Linked DNA regions of Mus musculus: regions 1 and 3 are each linked to region 2. The links are chromatin loops, found by intact Hi-C in ENCODE. Cell type or tissue: left cerebral cortex. All regions are shown on one strand.

The links. Hi-C counts contacts between places; a loop is a spot of excess contacts. Peaks named below come from ENCODE experiments on the same cell type or tissue, not always from the same donor. Only the 100,000 strongest peaks of a DNase experiment are listed, where the experiment ranks them.
Region 1: a loop joins it to region 2, with 1.9 times the contacts of the local background. A loop is called at or near these places in 3 of 42 quality-filtered maps.
Region 3: it touches region 2 in a loop (2.3-fold over the local background); 3 of 42 quality-filtered maps call a loop at or near these places.

The regions. Positions count from the first base shown.
Region 1 is chr12:82,851,731-82,859,730 of GRCm38, reverse strand. All of the region lies in intron 2 of Rgs6 (regulator of G-protein signaling 6), which reads right to left. Among named protein-coding and RNA genes, the nearest start is that of Gm22149, 83 kb to the right of the region's middle. In left cerebral cortex, no CTCF peak of the experiment used is centred here; DNase peaks (open chromatin) are centred at 3,162, 3,806, 4,181, 4,591 and 1 more place; H3K27ac peaks cover 1,341 bases.
Region 2 is chr12:82,942,888-82,950,887 of GRCm38, reverse strand. The region is part of intron 2 of Rgs6 (regulator of G-protein signaling 6); the gene reads right to left. Among named protein-coding and RNA genes, the nearest start is that of 1700085C21Rik, 7.7 kb to the right of the region's middle. In left cerebral cortex, a CTCF peak has its summit at 4,151 (motif pointing right); DNase peaks (open chromatin) are centred at 4,174, 4,760, 6,878 and 7,441.
Region 3 is chr12:82,838,512-82,846,511 of GRCm38, reverse strand. The region is part of intron 2 of Rgs6 (regulator of G-protein signaling 6); the gene reads right to left. Among named protein-coding and RNA genes, the nearest start is that of Gm22149, 70 kb to the right of the region's middle. In left cerebral cortex, no CTCF peak of the experiment used is centred here; a DNase peak (open chromatin) is centred at 4,765; H3K27ac peaks cover 523 bases.

The sequences.
Region 1 (8,000 bases), 91 kb after region 2:
GCATCTAACTCCTATGGAGCCGGGGACTGGGATACTTCAATGAAAAATATGAGACAATAGAAAATATATATTTACTCTATGAGCTATGAATCTTTGATGTTTTAGGAGGAATCCAACCCAGACCTGGGGAATCAAGAGTGGCCTCCGAGATGATGTCACCCACCAGTGAGTCCTGAAGGACCTCACAGTTTATATATATAAAACTCTCTAGGGAACTTAAATCCTGGTTTGGTGTAGATATCAACTCACCTTTAGTTGACAATTACCAAATGAGAAAATGGGCCCTGTGAAGGTTAATCCTCACTGATATCCTGATTGGATTTTAGAATCACCTGAGACAGTGGTTTTCAATCTATGGGTTGCAATCCCTTTGAGGGTCAAATGGCTCTTTTATAGAGGTCACACATCAAATATCCTGCATACCACATTATGGTTCATAACAGTAGCAAAATTACAGTTATGAAGTAGCAACTAAATGAGTTTATGATTGGGGGGGGGGGTCCCAACAACACAAGGAACTATATTAAAGGCTCACAGCATTAGGAAGGTTGCCTCTGGGTGTGACTATGAAGATAGTTACCGAGATGTTTAATTGAGGGGTGAAGAGCCACTCTCAGTATGTAAAACACCATCCCATAGGCTGGAACTTTCTCTCTGGATAAAACAGGGGAGTGAGCTGAGCAGCCAGGAGCGTCTCTGCTCAATAGCAACTGCAGACTCAATAGCAACTGCTGCGTGCTTCTGCTGCCAGGGCTCTTCTGGATCTTTTCCATGAGGATGCTTGGAACTGGGAGGTGAAAAGGGGTATCCTGACCATTTCTCCCAGTTACAGAATTCCCCACTGTTCCAACAAGAGTCTAGAGTGGAGCTCATAAGTTAAAGCAACTTAGGTCTCTGGGGGTCTTCACATGTTTCAAGAACATTGGCTACATAGCTTCAGGTTCTTCCCCAGCACTTAACACTAAGCTGCTATAACAGCCTTGGGGACAGTCATTCAATTTATAGTGGACAAGCCTTTCTCAGGAAAACAAAAGCCCAAGTAAGGAGAAGCCATAGAGCCAAAGCAGAAGATTAAACTCGGACATGAACTTGATAGATGCATGGACAACTAATAGCAAGTATCTGAAGATCAAAGTTGCCAAGGCACCTCTGCAAAAGCCACTCCTCAGAACTGTCACCCATGGTACACACAGCTCCTGTTTCCTCTGACTGAGCAAGAACCCTGAAGAGCTGTAGAAAAAGAAAACCCTGATATTGAGGATGGCTCTTCAGAGTTGGATAAGAGGGATGAATGGAGGTGTGCCACCAACTGCACAGGCTCTTCGTGATGCAACTCCACAACTCAGGATGGCTCAGCGCCTCTCCTCCCACCCCATGGGGGGCAAGCAAGAGCATTAATCAGCCAGTGCCTAATTACCAGCTAAGTAATTAGTGAGGAGGGGAGCTCCCAGGTCCCTGCTGATTCTTAATAATTAATACATAAACCAGTTAATGTGACAGCCCCTTCTCCATCTCTCAGCAAGATGCCACTGTAAACTAACTCTACCACCCAGTCACAAGATAGAAGCCCAAAGTTGTCTTAAGCCTTTCCCTCTGTAAACCCTTCCACAACCACTGACTACATGTTCCACAGGTTGCTATTTCTATTCCCCAATATCTCTCAGGTCCATCTTCCTGATAGGGTTTGGACCTTGAATGTCCTTCACAGGCCCATGTGTAGGCCTCCAAGATAGTGCCATTAGGAGGTGGCTGAACCTTTGGGATGTAAAGCCTTGTAGAAGGTCATTGGGTTGTTCAGGGCATACTTCTGAAGGATATTTAGGAACACTAGCCTACCCAACCTTCTTCTTTTGCCTTTTGCCCATGAGGGGAATAATTTAACTTCACCAAATATGCTTTCCACTTGTGATGTGTCAGGGCTCCAAGCAATAAGGCTGCCAAATTGTGAGGCAAATAATCTCTTATAGCTTGATTTCCTCGAGTGTTTTGTTGCTGTTAGTGAAAGCTGACACCCACCTCTCCCTTTGTAGCCATTTCTCCTGCCATTCAGGCTCTCCAGAGTAGACTTCAAGTACAGGAATGGTCTTCCTCCCTGGAATCTTCCTTGTTACCACTCTGCCTTCCAATGCATCTTCCCTTCTGTTCCCCAAAATAGCTCTTTAGAAGAGACTGAATCCGTCTGCCTATAAATTAGAATTGAAAGTCTAGTATGTAGCCCTCAGCGCCATCTTGCCTGGTATTTATTCTTAAGTCAGCCACATAAGCACTGTCAAACACTAAGGGCTTCTGGTGATGAGGCACCTTTCTGTGATCCTACACACTACAGTGAAAGACTAACAACTAGAGCCTGCACCCTCCCCCCTTTTTTCTTTCTACACCCATGTCCTTGGAGATTGAATCCAGTCCAATTTCAAAGGCCTCCTGGACACTGAAGACATAGAATTTATGTCTACAGCCTGACTATGCCCTTACACCTCAGATGCACACACCCAATTACATAATCTCCATTAACAGATTCCTCAGATCCAGCAAGGGCAGCAGCCTACTGTCTACTCTTACCTAGCAACCTTCCAATGGCTCCTCTTCCCAGCTGTACTCATTTATTATTGCCAGAGATCTCATTAAATAGGATCACCATCCACTGAACTAGTAAAACGCCAAACCTAGATGCCATCTTAAAAGTCCTTGACTATCCTAGTTAAAACTATAACTCTTCCCTTCTCTATATTCTTCCTGTGATCTAATTTTTAATCTCCACCTCCACCTATTCTATTTTTAGGAAGCATATATATATATGGCCCCTATGAATAAAATTGCTGTAATTGAAAATGTTTTTAGGTTTATTTATTATATTTATGTATATGTGTGTGCATATGTGCCTGCCTGCATGAGCTTATGTAATAAAATTGTTGTAACTAAGAATATTTTAGGTTTGTTTATTATATTTATGCATATGTGTCTGTGTGTGCATGTGTGCATGCCTGCATGAGCTTATGTGTACAATACACATTCAAGAGCCCATAAACACCAAAAGAGGACATTTGTGTCCTTTGGAACTGGAGTTATAGGTGATTGTGGAATGCTATGTGGGTTCCGGGAACTGAATCCGGGTCCTCTGCAAGAGTAAGTAATCACTCTTACCCAGGGAGCTGTCTCTCCAGTATCCATAATTTAAAGTGACTTAGAACTATCATCTGCACTCAAGTTTCTGATTTGCCAACCACTCCTCAGAGAGCATGCTGCTGCCCTTTACAGTAGGGTAGGATCTTTCTATCTCTCTGAGGTGAGGGCAAGAACTGAGTCTTCAAGGGGCAACTGGATCTCCCACAGCTGTGCAACAGCTATGGAAGATGTGTGGGTTTTGAGTCCAAAACTTTTGACTCCAGAGCTGAGGTTCAGAGACGGTTTGCTTCCCTCACCACCTCCATCCTCCTGCATGCCACAGCAGACATTCTGATTCAATGTCTCTCAGGAAGCAGATGGAGCCTGAGAAACTTCACATCATAAACAAAGCCCCTCTACCCTCTTAAGCTGTGCTCTAATTGTGTGGCTAGGGTATAGATGTCCTTCGTCACACAGCTGAGGTACAGCCATTTTTCAGAGCTGTCCTGTGGAATGTCACCAAAGCCCCTGGCATGTGCCTGTAAAGTGCTCTCAGTAGATGGAGGTGGATCTAGCATGGGAGGCTTTGGGGAATTGAGTTTGTCCTAGAATACGGGTCTGCCAGGAGAGCAAGCCTCTGCTGAGAATCACAGCCTTTATTCCTAACCACACAATAACTTCGGTCTAATTGGCCAACTTTGGGGGAGCTGGGGTGACCTACTTTTTGCCTGGGCTAACAAACACATTCCAGATGACTGACACCTTTTATTGGGGACACTTTGACCTGATTCTCACCCCTTGCTCTGCATGCCAAGGGAAAGGGTCACTGCAGGCCTTAGTGCTGACCTGTTGTTTGGTTTTTTTTGTGTGTGTGTGTTTGTTTTTGTTTTTTTTTTTTGTTTTTTGTTTTTTGTTTTTTTTTTGTTTTGTCTAAATTGTTTTTTTTATTTTCTAGCAAAAATAGCAAGCTTACCCAAATGCCTAGCTACTATGGTAATAAGTGTGATTTAAATAGATGCTAAACACATGTGTCCCAGCTTCCATGAGTCAGTGGAAGCTGACCGGGGATCTGATTGCATAAACACACAGGAGCCATGCCTGGGACAGCAGAGCTTTAGAGCCCTTGAGAGGACTTTGTTCAAAAGCTGATGTGGTGAACACACATATACAAGTGTGAAGTCACTTTCTCCCTGGATGGAATGTGTCCAAAATGTGCCAGCAAAGGAAGGAACAAGAACGTTATCAAAAGATCTAAAGGGCTTAGTTGTTATTGAAAGTAGTCATGGGTAATGCTTCAACAGATAAGCAGGGTTGTGTTCCAATAAAACTTTATTTACACTTACGGCACACTAACAGTGTGTCTGGATGCTGAAATGGGCAGGATGTTCATAATTCTGTTCTTCAAGTGGACTCCTCGTATGTCACAGAAGCATCATCAAGAGTAGCAAAGCAGGAGTTTCCATGCAATGTGAAGTTTCTCGCCAGAGGGGCATGAGATCATATGCAAATGAGGGCATGAGATCTTATGCAAATGACCATGCAAATGATTATATAGCTGCATATATTAAGATGCCTGAGAAGAAGCCTGAGAAGAAAAAGAGCAGCTGGCAGCAAGACTACATGAAATTCGCACAATGAGTTTAGGAAAGCAACTATACTTTGCGGCTGTGACCCACAGCTCAGTGCAACCATGGCACTTTAGCCACTATGAAACAAGTGGTTTTTATGAACAGAACTGAAGGATGTATATGACCATCAGTAAGTAGATCCCTGATCTGAATAGATCCACACCCATTATTTAGCCATTTAACCAGCTGAAAGTCTTGCTTTGAATTCTCGGTCTTAGAGATGACCCCTGACCTTAACATCCATGGTTCCCCAGAAGCATTAGAGTTAAAGCTGGAACAAGGATACAAAACATGAGTCCCAAAAATAGTCAGCTTTTAAGATAAAAAAAAAAATAAGGTCCATCTTAGTTCACTTTCTTTTACCTGAAGATTGGTACTTCATAAAGAAATGAGGCTTATTTGGCTCAGAGTTTAGAGACCCAAACACATGAAACAAACATTTGCTTGGTTCTGATAAGGTGATCTTACTATATCACAACACAGCCAGAAAGGGCATCATAGTTTCAATGTGTGTAGCAGGAGGGGGGATGAATCAATGAACATAGAATAAGAAGTGAAAGAAATAGAGCTGAGACAGCTGAGCTTGCTTCACTACAGCTCAGTCTGCTAAGAATGAATCGAGTTCCAGAAGATCTTTGTTAATCTCTTCACGGAGGTACTACCATCACGATCCACCTCCACTAAAGACCACTAAAGGTCTCATCATCTCAAAGCAAGCTTCCAGGGTATGGTGTCCTAGGAAATGTACAGCAGCGACCATACTGAAACCTTAGCATTGAATTGGTAAACTATGCAGAAGATCCTGGTAAGTCAACCTTGCTAAAGTGAAAATCACCCCCACCCCCACAAACAGGTTCCTGCTAGCAATCCTAATGAAATGCAGTAGGCCACAAAAATAGAGTTCCATGGAGGGGAAAGAAGGTACGGGCAGATATGACCAACGTGCATTATATATGTTTGAAATTGCTGAAGAATGAGCTGTTTTTAAAAGTAAGGCTATCATTGAATATTTTAATCCCACCAACGAGACTGATTTAAGGACTGTATTCTGATGACAAATTCAGAGGCTGGTAATAAATAAATAAATAAATAAATCTATATGTAAAGATTAAGGATAGTGGAAGTGAGACATTATCTTGCGCTGAGTTATGTGAAGACATTATACCTTAGGCTTTTTACTTGAATAAGTATTTATTTACTTTATTATTTATTTATTTATTTATTCAACATATACTACTGCAGGCTACTTTTTAAAGAATCCTATCCCTTTTACAATTGTTGTGAGATGAGGAGATGTATTTTATAAGGTCTGTATGTTTCCACAACTGGGTTGAAGACAGAAATGTGGCCAAATGTAAAAAAAAAAAAATAATAATAATGTTCCCATTTGTAAATGAGCCTGTGGCCCACATTGTTTGTTGGCTAAGAGGCCACTATAGTGGAGCCAGCCACCCTCATTCTAACTACCTCAACTTCCCAAGTTCACTGACCTCTGTGGTTATTTTCCTGCCTACTACCTGGAATCCTCCCTAGGGTCCTTACACGGGTCATTCCCTTCCTGTGTCCCTTCCCTGTGCTGGCCCCATCAACTCTGTAGAACTTGTTCACTTGGCCTTTTCCATGTGACATCTTCGAGGAGACACACCATGACCAAGCTTCTCTGTTGCATGTTTCTGCAGAGCTGAATGTTGGGCCAAGCAAACATGCAGGCAAGCTGTTAGCTCATTGGTGTATAACTCCTACAGTCAGTTACAAGTTCCAGGAGAGGGGGGATTGGGGTCATTGGGCTATGCACAGACAAGCTGGTCTCCAGTTGAGCTGAGGTCTGAACCCCGGGAATGGTGATAATTCACCTTCATGACATGGTAGACATTCCCTCATGCTCCTGGAAATCTGGCCCCTGCCTAAGTTACCACCCCCCACAAGAGAAGCATGGTCAGTAGTCACATAGGCAATGGCCCAAGCTTCTGATTTTCAGGCTAAACTCCTCCCCAGTTACCTAGCAACAGTGAAGACCATAAAAAGGGCTGTTCAGCCCCACCTCGCTCTCTTATGCTCTTACTTCTCACTCTCTTACCTCTTATCCCTCATTTTCACCCCCTTTCTCCTCTCTCTTTGTCTTCTCTCCTCTCTCCTCTCTCTTTGTCTTTTCCTCTCCTCTCTCCCTCTTACTCTCTTTCTCTGTGACCTTTCCTCTCTCTCTCTCTCTCTCTCTCTCTCTCTCTCTCTCTCTCTCTCTCTCTCTCTCTCTCTTTCTACCTTCTCTCTTGCCCCCTGCATTTCTACAATAAAGCTCTAAAACCATAGAGAGGAGTCTCTGCTCATCAAGGCTGTGCGCACTCTCGCAGGTGTTGGGAATTTTTTCCTCATCCCTCTCTCCTATAACCCCAGGGCTTTAGCAAGGTAGCTCCAGGAATCCCAGGTAGGGCTGCCCCTTGGCCACCCCATGAAGAGTGAGATAAAGGAATGCCCACCCAGGGATGAGTGGAAGGTAGTAGCAGCCCTCCCACACCTGACAGACCAGAAAATACGGAAAACTCTTGCCAGGTGTGGGTTTTCCTCCCCCCTCTTTCCCTGGGCCCCCCTATTTTGTTACCAACAGAGGATGGTTACACCATCAACGTGAGACAGAACCAGCTGAAGAACACTTCGCACAGAGAGCTACAGGAGATCTCCAAGTTTCTCAAGAGACCATGAGTGATTGAGTTAAAAAACTTGGCTTTTTACTTTCTCTCTTTCCAAAGTGTTCCTGGCAAGCTTCCTCCCCTTCCTCCCTCTCTCTCCCTCTCTCTCTCTCTCTCTCTCTCTCTCTCTCTCTCTCTCTCTCTCTCTCTCTCTCTCTCTCTCTCTCTCTCTCTCTCAGTTTTAGCTGCAACAAAGTGGTTTCCCCAGTTCTGTAGCCCCTTTCTTTAGCTCTAGGCTTTGAATGACACTGCCCAGCGATGGCAATTATTGCTCTGAGCTCTGTTTTTCTCTGCTGGCTGGTGAGAGGTTTTCTGAAGATTTTTTGTAGGCCGGAGGGCTGGTGCCTCGGGCGGTCAGCCCCTAGCACAGGGGTTTGCACAGGGCGATTACCGAACAATGAATGGACACTGGTCAATGTGATTAAGGCATAATTCTGCACTGTTGGATCACAAGACTAAAATTACTATTTCTCTGGTGACAGATGTAACACCAACACATTGTTCACTGTTTATGGGGTCCCTTATGTTTTTTTTGTTTGTTTGTTTGTTTGTTTTTACAAATTGGCAAGCCAATTAGATTGTGCCA
Region 2 (8,000 bases):
CATAGCAATTACAAACTAGTCTATAAGACAGAGAGGGAAGGACACATAGATATTATAATATACTTTACAAAGCTATATATAATAATAGTTAAAGATCTAAACAATCCATGAACCCTATAGAGAAGTTTATGAAGATAATCGGCAAAAAGAAATAGTGACAAATGAAACCATAGTGCCTTCTATAACAGCATGAAGACATTAAATATTGAGGCATTAAGTCATTAAGTCATCTATGTAAATAGATGCAGGATATACATGGGATTCGTTCATAAAACTATAAAACACCACTGTGAGAAGTAACCATTGGCTCCATTAAATGAAGAGGTACACCATGCTCAGCAAAGAGGAGACGATGTTGCTAGCCTGCTGGGTTTTCCCAGATTTAGAGATTCTAACAGATCCCAATGAACAATTTTAGTATCTGTTTTGTAGACATGAATATGTTGATTCTACAGTCCCTATAGGACACAGTATTGATGAGAAAAAGAAAGAGAACAAGGAGATAAAATAGAAAATTTAAAGTAGAGATGCAGGTATGCATAGGAGCTTCCACTTTTATATGGAGAAATCAGTTCGACTAAGATGCCCAACTGAAAAAAAATCTTAATGGATATGTGTGGGAATGACTATCTATATGTTAAAAAAAGACAAATTTTAATCCCAATCCGCTATGTGTATGTGTATGCATATATACACATTTCAAGACAGATCATAGATATAGATATATACACTCTAAGTAAAAATCTTCTAGAAGAAAATGTAAATGAATACTTCCATGATTTAGTGGTGTGTGTGTGTGGGGGGGCATTTTCCCAAACACAGAAAGTAATAACTATAAAAGAAAAATGTCCACAAATTGAAAACTGCTCATTAAAACACATTTTCAATAAAGCAGATTCAAAACTGGAAGAAAAATTTGCCAAATTTTAATAGAACAAAGACCTTTTGTTCAGGATATATGAGAAACTCTCACCAGTTAGTAATACATAGATGAGCAATGCGGTATGTGAAAGGGCAGAAGGTTGGGCGGTTCACAAAATACAGAATGATGGCTGACAGGGCATGAGAAGGTCTTACCACTCAGAGGGAGATACCAATCGAAGCCATGGGTAGATGATGCAACCATCCAGCAGTGAGAATGGAGGAAATGTAAAGAGCCATGGATGTCAAGGGATGAGATGAAACAACCTGAGTGTAAAAAGGACAGCCATCTTGGAAAAGCCTTGATATGTATATGTGTACATGTATATGTATACATATATACACAAATGTATAATTTAAAAGACATGGTCTCATAAGATTTGCATTTGGTATTTAACTAGAGAAATGGAAATATATGACCCCGAATGTCCTAGATAAGAATTTTCCCAATAGCTAAATACTAGAAACAACCCAGTTGCCCACCATGGAAGAAGGGATAAACTGTGGTACATTCATTCGTACAAGAGAACCGTACTGGAGCAAAAGCAGGAACACGGATTGATACGGACATCATCTGGAGGAATTCTACTAAGAGAGAAACCAGACACAAGTTACAGCATGCGCTCATTTATACAAAATTTCAGAATGGAAAATTAAGCATGGTGACAGACGTCCGACCTCTAGTTGCTTTATCTGAATGATGAATGAGAAGGGTTTCTGGGACAGCAGGCGTAGATTTTGACTGAGTTACCAGTTATGAGTTTGTCAGAAAAGATCAAACCACTTACTTAACACCACCCCATGCGTTTCCTGGTATGTAAATCTACCTCAGTACCAACAGATAACTGAAAGGTCACCCAGATCGTTAGCTACACATCTGGTGTGTTATTTTGTTCACACAGGAACAAATGGCAACGGCAGTCTCCTTTGTGTGTGTTTATTTACCCTTCCCACTGTCTGCTTAGATGCAACTGAATGTCAAATACAAATGCTACAATAAATAAGCCTGGCAGTTCTATAGTATAATCTATACAATTACTCTAAATACATATACAATAAAAAGTTGACAGTGGAGCAACTGAAAAGTGTTCTTTATACCAACAAAAGCTGGTAGAAGATGTTATTATCCAACTTGTGGCTTCAGTTGTCACCTGTAGTATCCAGCTTGCTGGCTTGCGAGGTCCCTAGGGGCACTGTAGCAGCCATCTCATGTCCACTAGGAAGTTCCAGCTTTGCCCTTTCTTATCCCTAGTTGTACCACAGGGACTGGCTCTTTTTAACTGCACACACTGGCGCTTTATGTAAGGATTTTATTTGAGAAGAAGGCTCTAATGTTAAAATTGGAAAAATTATGCCTAAATTTTCTTTCTAAAAATTTTTCTTCCCCCTTTGGATGTGTTCTGCTGTTTTACAGTGAGGATGGGTGGCTTAAATCACAATTTTTAAAAATAAGACCAACTTTGTAAAGGGACTGTAATTTTTTTGCAGTAAAGAGCAATGAGACCCCCTAACCAAGGTCAGACAAGCTGGCATGTGCTTGTGATCCTGCAGGAGGGTCAGAAGTTCAAGGTTATCTTGAACTGAACAGTTTAAGGTCGTGGCTGAGAAAAGAAAAGGAGGACTCTACAGTCACTGTGATTGCTGTAAACACACAACATAGACGACTTGAAGGCAAGGAAGGGTTTACTTAGGCTCCTGATTTCAGAGGTCTCGGGCCACAGTTGCTTGGCCCTGTGTTTGGACAGAACGCTATGGTGGTTGGGAGTTTTTGTGGTATATAGGAAGCCCATAGAGGAGGCTAAAGCGCCAGGGACAATATGTCCCTAAAGACCTGCCTCTCAGTGAGTCACTTCCTCCTGGTAGCTCCCTCCCCCTAAACATTCCAGAACTTTCCAAAATAACTGTATCAGCTCATGTCCAAACCCTCAGGCCTCACCACATGAACCTTTTTAGGGGAAGGAGGATATTTTCTATCCAAACTCCAACAATGTCTGATAGACCCCTAACCAGGGAGCTTTACTCTTCAGAGGATTCTGCTTTTGTGGACCAGTTACCTGATGGACATCTCTGTTGGGTTGTTCCCACCAACCACTCCCAGTCCCAGTCCCGGGCCCAGGCTACTGCGGTGATGCTTGAGCTATGCGGCACTACTGCTTTGAGTGACAGGTAGATCCAAGGTTGTCCTTATTGATGAGCCAAGAAAGTCAAGCCATTCCCCTCCCATTTACACAGATCGTGTTTGAGCGGAACTCAATGAAACCGGTTTCAGACGCTCCTCCATTAGGCTGAGAGAGTGAATGAGTTTCTACTTGCTGTGAGAAAATGGTCCTAAGTGATGTGCTCCCACTCAGTGTCTGTGCTCTGCTGTGGCTACAGACTGGCGGACACTAACACAGACCTAGAACCTACTTTTGAAAACAAGCCACAACTGTGAGCGCTGGACACCTGTTTGTAAACGAATGGCGAGAGTTAGCGTTAGGTACCAAGCTTGGCTGGACACAGGCACCCAGCTGTTTGAACATTATTCTGGTGCATCTGGGAGGCTATTTCTGGGAGGAGGTAAACATTTGACTGGGTAGACTGAGTCAGGGCATATTGTCCTCCTTATTATTATATAGTGCTTTTGATAACTACCACTATGGAGACCCCATTCATTAAGAGCATAAAGAAGCTGGGAAAAGGAAGAGGGAAAAACTCCTTCCTCCAGATGCACATCAGCCCATCCTGTGTCCTGAACACACATATTTACACTGCATTTGAAGCTTCAGTTCTACTTTTCCAGGCCTTGGATTCACACTGCCAGCTCTCTTATGTCTTAAGCTTGCAGACTTACATTGCAGACCTTGGGATTTGTTGGTCTCTATAACTGTACAAGCTAATGCCTCCTGATAAGTCTGTTTTCTTCAAACATATATGTACACACACATATATGTTATGATAAATATTACAGATACATGTATACAATATTTGAAATGTGTATAGAATATACATAATAATATAACAAGCTATACATCTACAAACATGAGAGGAGATATGGTGTATGCCTGTACTCACTGAAACAGTTTTCTCCCCTTTATCTGTAATAGTGGGAAGGGTTCTGAGAGAATTTCACTAAGGAAACATCCTCCTGATGTAACTGCATTCAGGTAAATTTAGAAGTCAACTATTTATTCAGAGAGGATCCCTAAGCCAAGAGGTGAGCTTTAAAGGAGGCAAATGCTGCAGTTTTGAAAATGGCCTGCAGAGGGCACCGTTAAAACAATCTGGTGGGAAAAGAAGTCCGCTCAACACAGAAGGGAAAGATCTGCCTTGTTGGCAGGACCTACTCACTTTCTAGACTCTAGATTTGGGCGATTTTCAGAATCTCAGCCATTTTTAATGTCATCGTTCTGCTCGCCTGGGTTTTGCAGCCTCCTCCTCCTCCTCCTCCTCCTCTCCCTTTTCTTCCTCCTTCTCTTCCTCCTCCTCCCCCTCTTCCTCTTCTTCCTCCTCCTTCTTTCTTTTTTCTTTTTGCTATTCCTTTTGTCTCCTTGGTAGTGGGAGGTGTGGGTGTCACGCTGCCCTTATTTGTGGCCACGGAAAGTAGAGATTGTTCAGCGAATACTTCTCAACACTGGCTTCAGATAGATAACTCTGGGGGGGGGGTCACAGGGTTACGAAGAGGAATAAGACACAGACCTCGTTTGTGAAAACTCTAAATCTAGTGGGCAAGAAATTCTGCTTAGACTTTTAATACAAAGCAGATGGCATACAAACAAATGACAATGTAGTTACATTCTCTTATATGGGAAGAGGGAAAGGACAGGATAAGTGAGGGACGAACAGCTGCCACCATAGCCTGCCTGCTGACAGAAGAACAGGGCTGTGGAGGCCAACGCAGGGAGCTCACTAACAATTGTGGGCCTGGCCATCACAACACAGGTAATGCAGTCTGGTAAGATGTCACCTGCGAGTGGATTGGCCTCAGCCTGGCTGGGGGCCGGGGGTTGAGCAAGGACTTGGGTGAAGAGAATAGGGGCTGGGTTGAAGAATTTGTGGTCACCTGGTAAAGAGCAGAAGTTAGAGGAGTGTTCACCATAACTGCCCTCTTGCCCATGTCTTTTTCCTTGGACACAGAGGCTCCCCACATTCTGCACAGGGCCTGCGGCAGAACTTTCTGCCTTTGACATAGCTGAGGTTCAAAATTTTCTCCCTTTTCCACACACTTGGAAGCTACAAACCATCCATCCAGCTATGGTGATTTTACAGGTGAATGTAGTTGCTTCCAATGAACTCATGTGACGCTCTGGGAAGGTTAAGTTCAAACTGAAGGCGTCCTAAAAGTATCGGTGAGGGCCAATTTCTTTTTCTCTTTCTTTCTTTCTTTCTTTCTTTCTTTCTTTCTTTCTTTCTTTCTTTCTTTCTTTCTTTCTTTCTTTCTTTCTTTCTTCCTTCCTTCCTTCCTTCCTTCCTTCCTTCCTTCCTTCCTTCCTTTCCTCCTCCTCCTCCTCCTCCTCCTCCTCCTCCTTCTTCTTCTTCTTCTTTTTCGAGACAGGGTTTCTCTGTATAGCCATGGCTGTCCTGGAACTCACTTTGTAGACCAGGTTGGCCTCGAACTCAGAAATCTGCCTGCCTCTGCCTCCCAAGTGCTGGGATTAAAGGCGTGTGACACCACCGCCCGGCTGAGGGCCAATTTCTAACTAAACGTATCTTCTTCCACGGAATACCTAGATCTCCCCAGCCCTGGGCTTCTATAGTGGATATAGTAACACTGTGAGCAATGCAAGGACTGTTCTGACCAACCTTCAAAATATCAACTAGAAAGAGGACCTGGGAGGGCATGAATGCCCTCAGTTGAGCCTCAGTGAAGGTGTTTTCCTCACAAGGGCCAGTTCAAGGCAGTTTTCAAACACATTAAACTGAACAATGAGGAAAGGAGTTGAGCCAGTAAGAATAAAAACAGAAGTCAAAAAATTACCACCTTCTAAGTTCAAATATAATAGAGCATCGGAAGTGTGAGAGTCGGGGAAACGGTTGGAAAACTAAGTAATTGTATCAAACACTGGACCAGGGACGGGATAGAAAGGATGTTTTTGTCCTGAGAATGAGCCCAACCGTGAATGGTTTCCTGAAGTTTATTGTGTAAGAACACTCATGATTTCAAAGCAGTCCAGTCATAGATTTTGTGCGGCTATAGGACCCTTGGCAAGAAAATCTCTCCTACTCTCTTAATGGATTTTATGAGATGGACCTTCCACAGATTTGTCAATTCCCAGTTCTTTGTGATTTCCCACACCAAATCAGACTTCTCGTTCAACTTTGAGTGAAAGGTTCCATTTGTCTTGACGGTGAAGAGTAAACACATTTTAAATGCCAATTCTCTTCATGCTTGATTTTTTTTTTTAATACAGCCTGAAGACTGACAGTAAAAGCAACAGTCCTGACAGGAGCGACCAGTAACTTTCAACAAATGCAGTCATTAGGGTCGTGTTTATACTCCTTGTCATCAGAGAAACATCTGCCTAACTAGATTTTTCTAACTATTTAAAGTCATAACCATCTGTCCCCACAAGATAACGTGCTCCACTTAAGTTCTAGAAGGACGTGGAACTGGAAACTTATATTTTCTGTCCTTAGAGGGATATGAAAACCGTGGCTTTCACTTTCTGTCAGAAGATGCCATTGGAGGTGCTGAGCATGGGACCAGATCTCAGCTTTGACTCTGGTAGCAAAGAGGTCTTGGGTAAGTCACCTCTGCTTCAATGTTTCCAAAAGAGAGGCAGTAACTGCTTCCTGGGATGAGTGTGAATATGAAACGTGTACACTGTTGGGCCCAGAGTGTCTGAGCTATCATGTCCTGAGGAACTTTGCTAATGGGGAGAGTGAGAATACTATTTAGCTGGAAAGCAGCCTTTAGCCGTTCAGCCGTGAAATGGGCCTGGTGTCAACAGACAGCATCGTAAGCAAGCCAGTCCTCATCCTGGCAAGCTTAGTAACACGGAAAGTTGGGGGTGGAATTCTGCAAAATGGTGACCACAGAAGCCAAAGGAAAGAGACTGGGAGAGTGGGTGAACAGAGATGTGGCCATAACACCTTTCGGCTCATACATTCATAAGGACTAGAACAGTTTCCTGAGCTGCTGGCTAAGGAGTAACACCACGAATTGTTGGTAGAAATGCTTAAAGACCCATGTTAGAAAATGATGAACACTCCTTTCTAGTCTATTGGATACGAAGTGGTCAGAAACTTCCTTTTAAAGTACAGGTTTTAATGGTTCAGTAGAGCCCTTTGCTATCTTCAGGGGCCTGTTTTGATTCTCTGAGATGGCTGTTTATACGTTAGGACAAATGGACCCTACCCAAGTCTTAGGATCCAGATTCAGGTAACTCATGCTAGCAAAACTGGAAAAATGGCGGTGTTTTAAGTTTTGTCTTAACAGGACATATCTGTCAGGGTGAGGAGGAAATCCAAGACAACTCTGAGCCCACCTTTCAGGGCCACCCACTGTTTGGCACTCTTTAGAGTGCATCCTAAAAATGGCAACCATCTGGCTAGCCTGGTGTTGCCCTCAGTCTTACTCCTTATCTTACCTCAAAGCATCCTGGGCCTGCAAGCCATCACCATTAACATGGGATAAATATTAGATTTGTCACTTAGCACCCATCCTGCCTGGCTTCTCTTCAGCCTGTCCCATTGTGAGGTAGGAGCCTCTAACCAATCTAGGCTTAACACTATCTTGTCCCAAGCAGAACAACAAGATTCCTGCTACCTCTGAGAACAGACCCCCCACCCCCACCCGCCGCCGCCAATCTGGCCTACGAGAGGAAGGAATCACTGGTCAAATACACAGTTTACTCCCTGGACTACCTTCATTCAATCGTATGATCCAGTGAATTTCAGCATTATGGTATTATGGTTATCAAGCTCTCTACCACAGAGCTACATCCTGCAGCTCAGGAAGGCCTTGAACTTATGCCCCTCACCCCCGGCCTCTTCCTTATCTTGTGAATGATAGGCCTGTGTTAACTGACCTGGCTCAGAGGAACGATTCCCGACATATAAATTACACCTGTCATATTTCAATTCAACCAGTGAATTGA
Region 3 (8,000 bases), 100 kb after region 2:
TTTATGAAGAAATAAAGGGGGCACCAGTAAGTGTAATGGAGCTAAGTCATGTGCTCCAGGAGATAAAGAGTTTAAGGAAAAGCTTGATGCCTGGTGGAATAAAGTGGGTAGTGACCTCAGGGGAAGACCCTACCCAGCTAAGCTTCCAACTCGTAAAAAGGAAAAAAAAATTAAGCTCAAGCAATAAAGGAAACCACTGGCAACAGAAAGTTGATGCAAATATAATTGGTTGAAGGGGCCAAGTTCCAGTCTCAGTAAGCAGAAGAACTAGGCAGTTTCAGCCACACGGTTTTGACTTTAAAGGATACCAAGAAAGGGGTTGTGGAATCTCCCTCTGAGGCTAAGGAAAGTTGCAGAGACTAGGTGTGTATCAGGGGTGTCTCTGCACGGAGGCCCAGAGAGACCATTACATGAAACTGGGAAGATGAAGCCTGGGTTGTGTTGGAGATGCCAGAGTCAGGGGATGCCTGCCGAAGAAAGCTGCTAGCAAGGTGTGCAAACAGCGCAAGAGAGAAGTATGTTGCAGTCTGGAGTTGGAGATCTAAGGAGCTCTTAACATCAGAAACAAAGGTACAGAATTTGGAGTTTGTTCAACTGGGTTTTGGTCTTACTTTGGTCCAGTATTTTCTCGCTTACATTCCTAGAGAATGATAATGTATATCCTGTGCCAAAATGTGTCGGAAGTATGTGATCTGCTTATTGATTTTAATGTTACAGGAGGTTACAGCTAAGAGACTGCCATGAGTCTCAGAAGAGACTTTGAACTTTGGACTTTTAAAAGGTATTGAGACTGTGATAGACTATGGGGACTTTTAAAGGTGGACTGAACTCATGATTGCATTACACTATGGCCACAAGCCTTTGCCAGGGAGTGGTTGTTAATACCTGGGAAGAATTTCCTAGATTAGATTAATTGAAATGGTAAGGCTGGTTCCCGAGTGAATAAAACAGAAAGAGTGAGCTGAGCACAGGCATCCATCACTTTCTGCTTCCTGAGTGCAGAGTTAGTGTGAGAAGATGTTTCCTGCTTCTTCGGCCATGATGGACTGAATCCCTTGAAACTGTGAGCCAAAATATATCTTCCTTCCTTAGGTTGCCTTTGTCAGGACCTTTGTCACAGCAATGAGACAATTGATTACTACAGCAAGTGAGGCCAGTAGCAGGGGACATCACAAAATTGATGCTGGCAGAGGTCTACACAGGTATTCTCTGCTTCCTGTGTGGCCATGTCAAGCTCTGTATGTGGTTGTGGCTCAGAGAGGGCTCATCATTCTGTCCCTGCTATGGGACTACACTATTGTGATATTAGCAGTGCTGCCCACTGAGCCTGGTGGGAATACCTTCTGGCTAAATAAGCTCCAAGCCTTCCAGGTGTCAGATGCTATTATGAACTTGGATGCCTGATTACCCTGAGTGCCTGTAGAAACAGTGGAAACATGAAATCTAGTCTGTAATATGTTTACCACTAAGCCAGCTGGCCACAACACACTTGGAGCTGGCTCTCATATGCAAAATAAGAGTACCTTTCAGCCATAGAAACTGACCAAAGGACTAAAAACTTGCACAACAGGAGCATTTGCTGGTTATTTTTGAAATAATCAGCCCCACAGCCATACTTGTACTCCTCTGTTTTCACTTCTCAAAGCAGTTTCTTATTTAGACAAACAAACAGCCATCTTGAGCTGTTTGATTTGATAATTTGGCTCTACTCAACTGACATGAATGGGCATCCACCAAGAGCCTCACCTGATTTCTCCAGAGCAGGCTCTACCCATGGACGAGCCATGTCATAGCACTGGAGTGGGACAAGAAGCCACAGGTCACAAGAGTGTCTTCTCAGGGCTGTAGTTCTTTTTGGTCACTTGGCTAAAGTCAGAAAAGGAGAGAGAGTGGAGTCTGTGCCATGTCTGGAAGTGGTGGTATTGCACTGGACAGCATGTCCATAGACAAATTGTCAGCAGAGGACCTGATAGCTTACTGTGAATGAGTGAATGAAGATGGCTCCCAGTTTGTGCCCAACTTTGGGTTGCAGGGAGTAAGACAGAAAAGCCATCAGATCATCAGGGTGTGGTGACTCATGTAGCAAGAGTCCAGAAGGAGATAGACTGCTGGGGTACAAATAGTGACTGATGAGAGGCTCAACAGCTTCCCCTGAAGTATGAATGAAAACAGCTGGACTGGTCTAGTGGAGAAAGCTCTAAGAAAACAATGAGTTGGCCCCTGCACCTCTGAGTTTGTCTCCAAAGTTTCAATAAACCCCATGTTGAAAATATTTTGAACATCACTTTATTTTACTCCTTTTCATTAGTTTCTGGACAATATGGTAAATTTATTAAAAATGGTTTAAAGATAACTTTATTTAAAATATTTCTTAATTACCTGTTGTCTTGGCCAGTGATCTATTACTGTGAAGAGAGACTCCAAGATCACAACAACTCTTAGTAAACACAGCATTTGATTGGAGCTGGCTTACAATTTCAGAAGTTTATGGAGAAATAGCTGAGAGTTCTACACTCAGATCCACTGGCACCACAGGCAGCAGGAAGAGAGAGCCCCTGGGCCTGGCTTGGGCTTTTGAAACCTTAAAGCCCACCCCAGTGATACATTTCCTCCAACAAGGACACACCTTCTAATCCTTTCAAATAGTGCCACTCTCTAACAACAAAGCATTTAAATCTATGACCCTATGGGATTTTTCTCAATCAAACTATCATGCCTGAATACGTGGATGCTGAGGGGAGAGCAGCATACACTTAGTGCCTGTGGATCTCAAAAAAGCTAGAGTTGTCAGCAGTTTTGAGCTGACCAAAGTATGGACTGAGAACCAAACTCAAGTCCTCTGCAAGAGCAGCATACACTTTTAACCACTGAGCCATGTCTCCAGTCCCACAGTTCCAGTTTTTATATCAATTGAACATTATAGTAGTGATATTTAAAGGGAGGATATTCATAGGTTACATATAAATAAACATTTTTATCAAAGGGACTGGAGCCCTCCAGGATTTTTGTGTCCCTCTGGGGTCCTGTAATGAAACCTTTATGGAGACTGGAGGCTCCACTGATACACTCTTTTTGTTTTCCCTTAACATATAAATGTGGATGTTAAGATAACATGCATAAGAGACTATGAGCTTTTCTTAGCAAATTATCATAGACATTTCATTACTAAAGTTGTAATTCACAGCCACATGACATTGACACCACTATAAGATGAAGCAGTTCAAATGCCACTCAGGAATTGCCCTGTGCAACCTTTTTATTTTATTAATGAACAAATGGGATTGGCAGGATCTGTGGAGTGCCCAACTGAAACATGTGCCTTTGTCTCTTTTTTAAAAATTAGGTATTTTCTTCATTTACATTTCCAATGCTATCCCAAAAGTCCCCCATGCCCTCCCCCCCACTCCCTTACCCACCCCTCCCACTTCTTGACCCTGGTGTTCCCCTGTACTGAGATATATAAAGTTTGCAAGACCAATGGGCCTCTTTTTCCAATGATGGCCATCTTCTGATACATATGCAGCTAGAGACATGAGCTCTGGGGGATACTGGTTAGTTCATATTGTTGTTCCACCTCTAGGGTTGCAGACCCCTTTAGCTCCTTGGGTACTTTCTCTAGCTCCTCCATTGGGGGCCCTGTGATCCATCCAATAGCTGACTGTGAGCATCTACTTCTGTGTTTGCTAGGCCCCGGCATAGACTCACAAGAGACAGCTATATCTGGGTCCTTTCAGCAAAATCTTGCTAGTGTATGCAATGGTGTCAGCGTTTGGAGGCTGATTATGGGATGAATCCCCAGGTACGGCAGTCTCTAGATGGTCCATCCTTTCATTTCAGCTCCAAACTTTGTCTCTGTAACTCCTTCCATGGGTGTTTTCTTCCCAATTCTAAGAAGGGGCAAAGTGTGTGTGTGTGTTACAGATCTACTAGGCAAATGGTCTACCCCCCGACCTATTTAATGCCTTTTTGGTTTTGACCATTATTTCCTTACCAGCTTTCCCTGGACCAGTCTGTACCCCCATACTTACTTCAGGATCTCCCCAGTACCCCACTGTGAACTCCATTCACTGGCCTTGCACCTAGGTTTTTCCAACCCCAGATGCTCAGACACCCTTGGGGCTCCCTTTGTCTCATATATAAGATCAGAGCACACTAAGTAGAAAGCTGTGCATGTGCCTAAGGTGGAGCCCAGAGTACCCACCCCAGCTCCACATTGGTAAAACACAAGTGCCCACTAAAAGATATGCAGAGGAATGTTCACAGCAGTTTCATTTGAAAGAACCCCTAATGGGAAACAACCCACATTTCTATCCACAGGTGAAAAGATGAAATAAATCGTGGTTCATTCATACTATAGAACTGCACACAACATTTTAAAAATGACTGATACATCCAACGGGCCAGACAGGTTTCATTATAATAATGTTGAAATGATAGATGATAGATGCTGGAATAAAAGTTGTTTGGGGGAGAGGCTGAGGGGGAAGGGGTACAGGGGACCCTGCTGGGTGATGCAGTCTCCTACTTCTTGAAGGTTAGAATCACCTGTGCACGTGTAAGTCAGCTGAAACACATAAAATCAGTGCATGCTATATTCTCAGTCTCTTCTACTTGAAAATACTCTCTCTATTCAGGCAGATTCCGACCATCCTTCACAGCGAGTTTGCTCTTTCCCAGCCTCCTTCTTACTTCCTGCTCTGGAATTCCCTAGAGGCTTAGGCTGGCTCCTGGAGCTTTCTTGGCAGCAGAAAAAGAGAAGTCTATTATGCACATAAAGGCATGTCAGTAGAAACAGGCCACAGCGAAGTGTTTCTCTGCCGTGTCCTTAGCTGCCTCTGAGCACAGACTGGAGTCCTTGCTCCTTTGATGATGTCCGTTCCTTGGTCCTGCTCTTGCTCCAAAGGCAGATCTGTCTGTAGTCCCTGCCTCAGCTACTCTATCTCATGGGGAATCACATCTTGTGTCACCTCTTGGTGGGGGAGATAAAGGACAGACAATATATGTCATATAGTTTGGGTCCTCAAATATGCGTCTCCACATGCATGCTTCCCACCTCCTGTATAGTTCTTGGAAGCAGTTTATTTTTCTGTTTCTATGGAACTGCAAACAAATTCTACCTCATTACAATAAAGAATGGATTGAAAGAATCTGCTGTACGGCTCCTGGTGAGATTTCCCACTTAAGTTTTTTGTTTTTTGTGTTTTTGATTGAGAAACCCTATCACAGATGCCATTGTCCCTTCATCACTGTGTCCTGATTTGGAGTGGAGGAAGAGCTATGAAGGGCATGTCCAGGTAACATTCCGTGGCATTAAGACACAGGTCAAGAATACATTCATCACCAGACTGAAGAAGAATGGGAGGATGGGGATGTAGCTCAGTTGATTCACATGTATAAAGCCCTGAGTTTGATCCCTAGCACCTACAAATTAGGGATGATGGTAAATCCAGGGCACTCAGTAGGTGAAGGCTAGAGATCAGAAGTTCAAAGCCATTCTTAGCTACACAGTTCACAGACAGCCTGAACTATGTGGTAACCTGTTTGGCTTGTTTTTAATAGTTAGAATTAGCATTGCCCATACTCCTGCTCAGTTTCCTCTTCTGTCTCCCTCTGCTTGTCTTCCTGGGCATTGCTATAAGTTTTCAATTCATGCACAGGGAACACAGACCAGCCCTGGTGGCACTTCATCACTGTTGCCACCCAGGTAACATGGATCAGAGCATCATCTGTATACTGTCTTATTTGCTTCCGAAGCTCTGCTTCTCAAGATAGTGTGCAGTCTACTAGGCTACCACTGTCTTACCTGCTCTCTTCCACACACCCTTCCTGGAAAAGGAGAACATGTGTGTCACTTCCTCTTAACGTTTCTCATGGAACCAGCTCTATGCCTAGACCATAGCATGCTCTCAATGAAGTTTTTGTTGAGCGCAGGAATGAGTGACACAGACATTGCAAATACTATCGGTTGCAGTGATACAGTTTACCTCCACTAGAAGCCAGAGCTGATTATTGTGAAGAATCTCAAAAATATAAGCATAGCCAAGTGAACTCCAAGACCCTGAGTTGAGGCACAGCTCTCACGCCTTGGTTTGCTCTTCCCCCTTCAAACTTTCCGTTGCCCATAAAAGTGGCAAACAGAAGCAGGAGGGAAGGAGTACTGAAACAACAGAGAGGATATTTTTCACGTAAGCTTCTGGGGAAAAGAGAGAATCTGCCAGAAGCTCGTTCAGGAATGGAATAGATGCTCCACAAACTGCATAGAGATGGGTTACCATTTTCTAACATGCAGTACAGTGTCTCTGCCTCAGCCATTGAACACTATCCCCAAATAGAGGCCTTAGTGTATCCCTTAGAGAACACTCTGCTGGTCTCCATGGCTCCGAGGCCACCTGTCTGCTTTCCTTCCTATGCAAAAAGTTTTAACACCCCTCCTACCTCAAGCCTAGTGGGGGAAAACTTTCTTTACCCACAAAAGAATGCTTTGCTATTAAAACTGCTGCCTCCATGGCATCGAAACCCTTAGACCCACAGGCTAGACATCTTTAATGAATGGGTGACACACCTAAAAGTTGATGGTAGGTGGCAAGGCCCTACTGATGTGTGGGTAACTAGAGGCCAGGAACCAAGCTGGCAACTCTGAACAGATACAAATCAAGCTTGACCATATATCTGAGATGGAGTATTTCCAGGGACTCTCAAAAGTTGATACTGAGATATTCTGGAAGTGCAAACAAAAGTTTTCTAAGACACTCCTCCCGTTACCCATTGCTGCTCAAACATCTTTGAGGTCCCCACCTCCCACTCCTTGGTTCATAGTGAGTCTCTAAGAAGCTCAGTCCAGAGCATCTGGCTTGGCATTAGTCTAATCTGACAGCTCTGTATGAGGTACAAAGGAGCATGAGAGAGAGAGAGAGAGAGAGAGAGAGAGAGAGAGATCGGCTATCTCTTCCCTGCTCTGCACCCTGGGTCCAGGAGAGGAGAGTGGATGGTCAGTGTGCTCTTTGTGGCAGAAGAGACTGCGACCCTTCAATAGAACAAGATATTTTCCTATTTTTTGGTGCTTGAGCATCCTCTCAAATTGCTCCGTAGATAGAAGATCCTGGCAGCTGAGGGCCAACTATCAAGAGGCTGCCAGAGGCATATGACGCACAGTTGAAAAAGAAGTAAATCTCTCATTTTTTAGAGGCATAGCCATGAAGCAGGAGAGACAACTGAGGTCAAGAAGATTTCAACAGGTTTGATCCAGAGATCTTGAATATTTTGTATCAGGCCAAAAGTCCAGATAACATAGTTCCTATTCAGATGTTCGCCACTCACTCACAAGTGCCAAGGCTAACAGAGCAAGATTAAAACAATATATCATGAAAAAGCATGTACTGCCATCATGTCTCTTACCTTCAATGTGTTTCTTATAAATAAACTCTTGATGGGACAGAGACATGGACCAAGATTCTAATGTTGCCATTCATAATCAGTGAATAACCAGGGATGCACAGTATGAGACAATCCCATCACTAATCTGGTCAGAGAAAAGGTGTAGAGGTGGGGGGGCATGAAAATAGGATTCAAGCAGGCCTTTCTAGAACCAGACAAGGTTGTCTCCAGTTTGTCACCACCATCATTCTGTGCCAGGTCACTCTGTCATTGGCTGCCTTGTAGACTATAGATACTAGAAGCATCCAGTTTCTTCCTGTTAGTTAATAGGAGTATCGCTCTCCATCTGAGTTGTGTCAAGCAACAGGGTCTAAAAATATGAACTCCAGATAGTGTGAAGTGCTTTCTAGATATCTCCAGCATGCCTCTGGTTGAGAGCTGATACTGCAGTGCACCCAGACCTTGGGATAAGGAGAGGGACCTGGGAAGAAGCCCATGCTGTCCTCTGATGACATCATCACAGCTCACCCTACTCTACACTCCCTCAGCCACACTTACATCATCAGATAGGTGATAGACATTTCTAACTGCAAACCCAATATCCAAAGAGTTGCTCTAAACTGTGG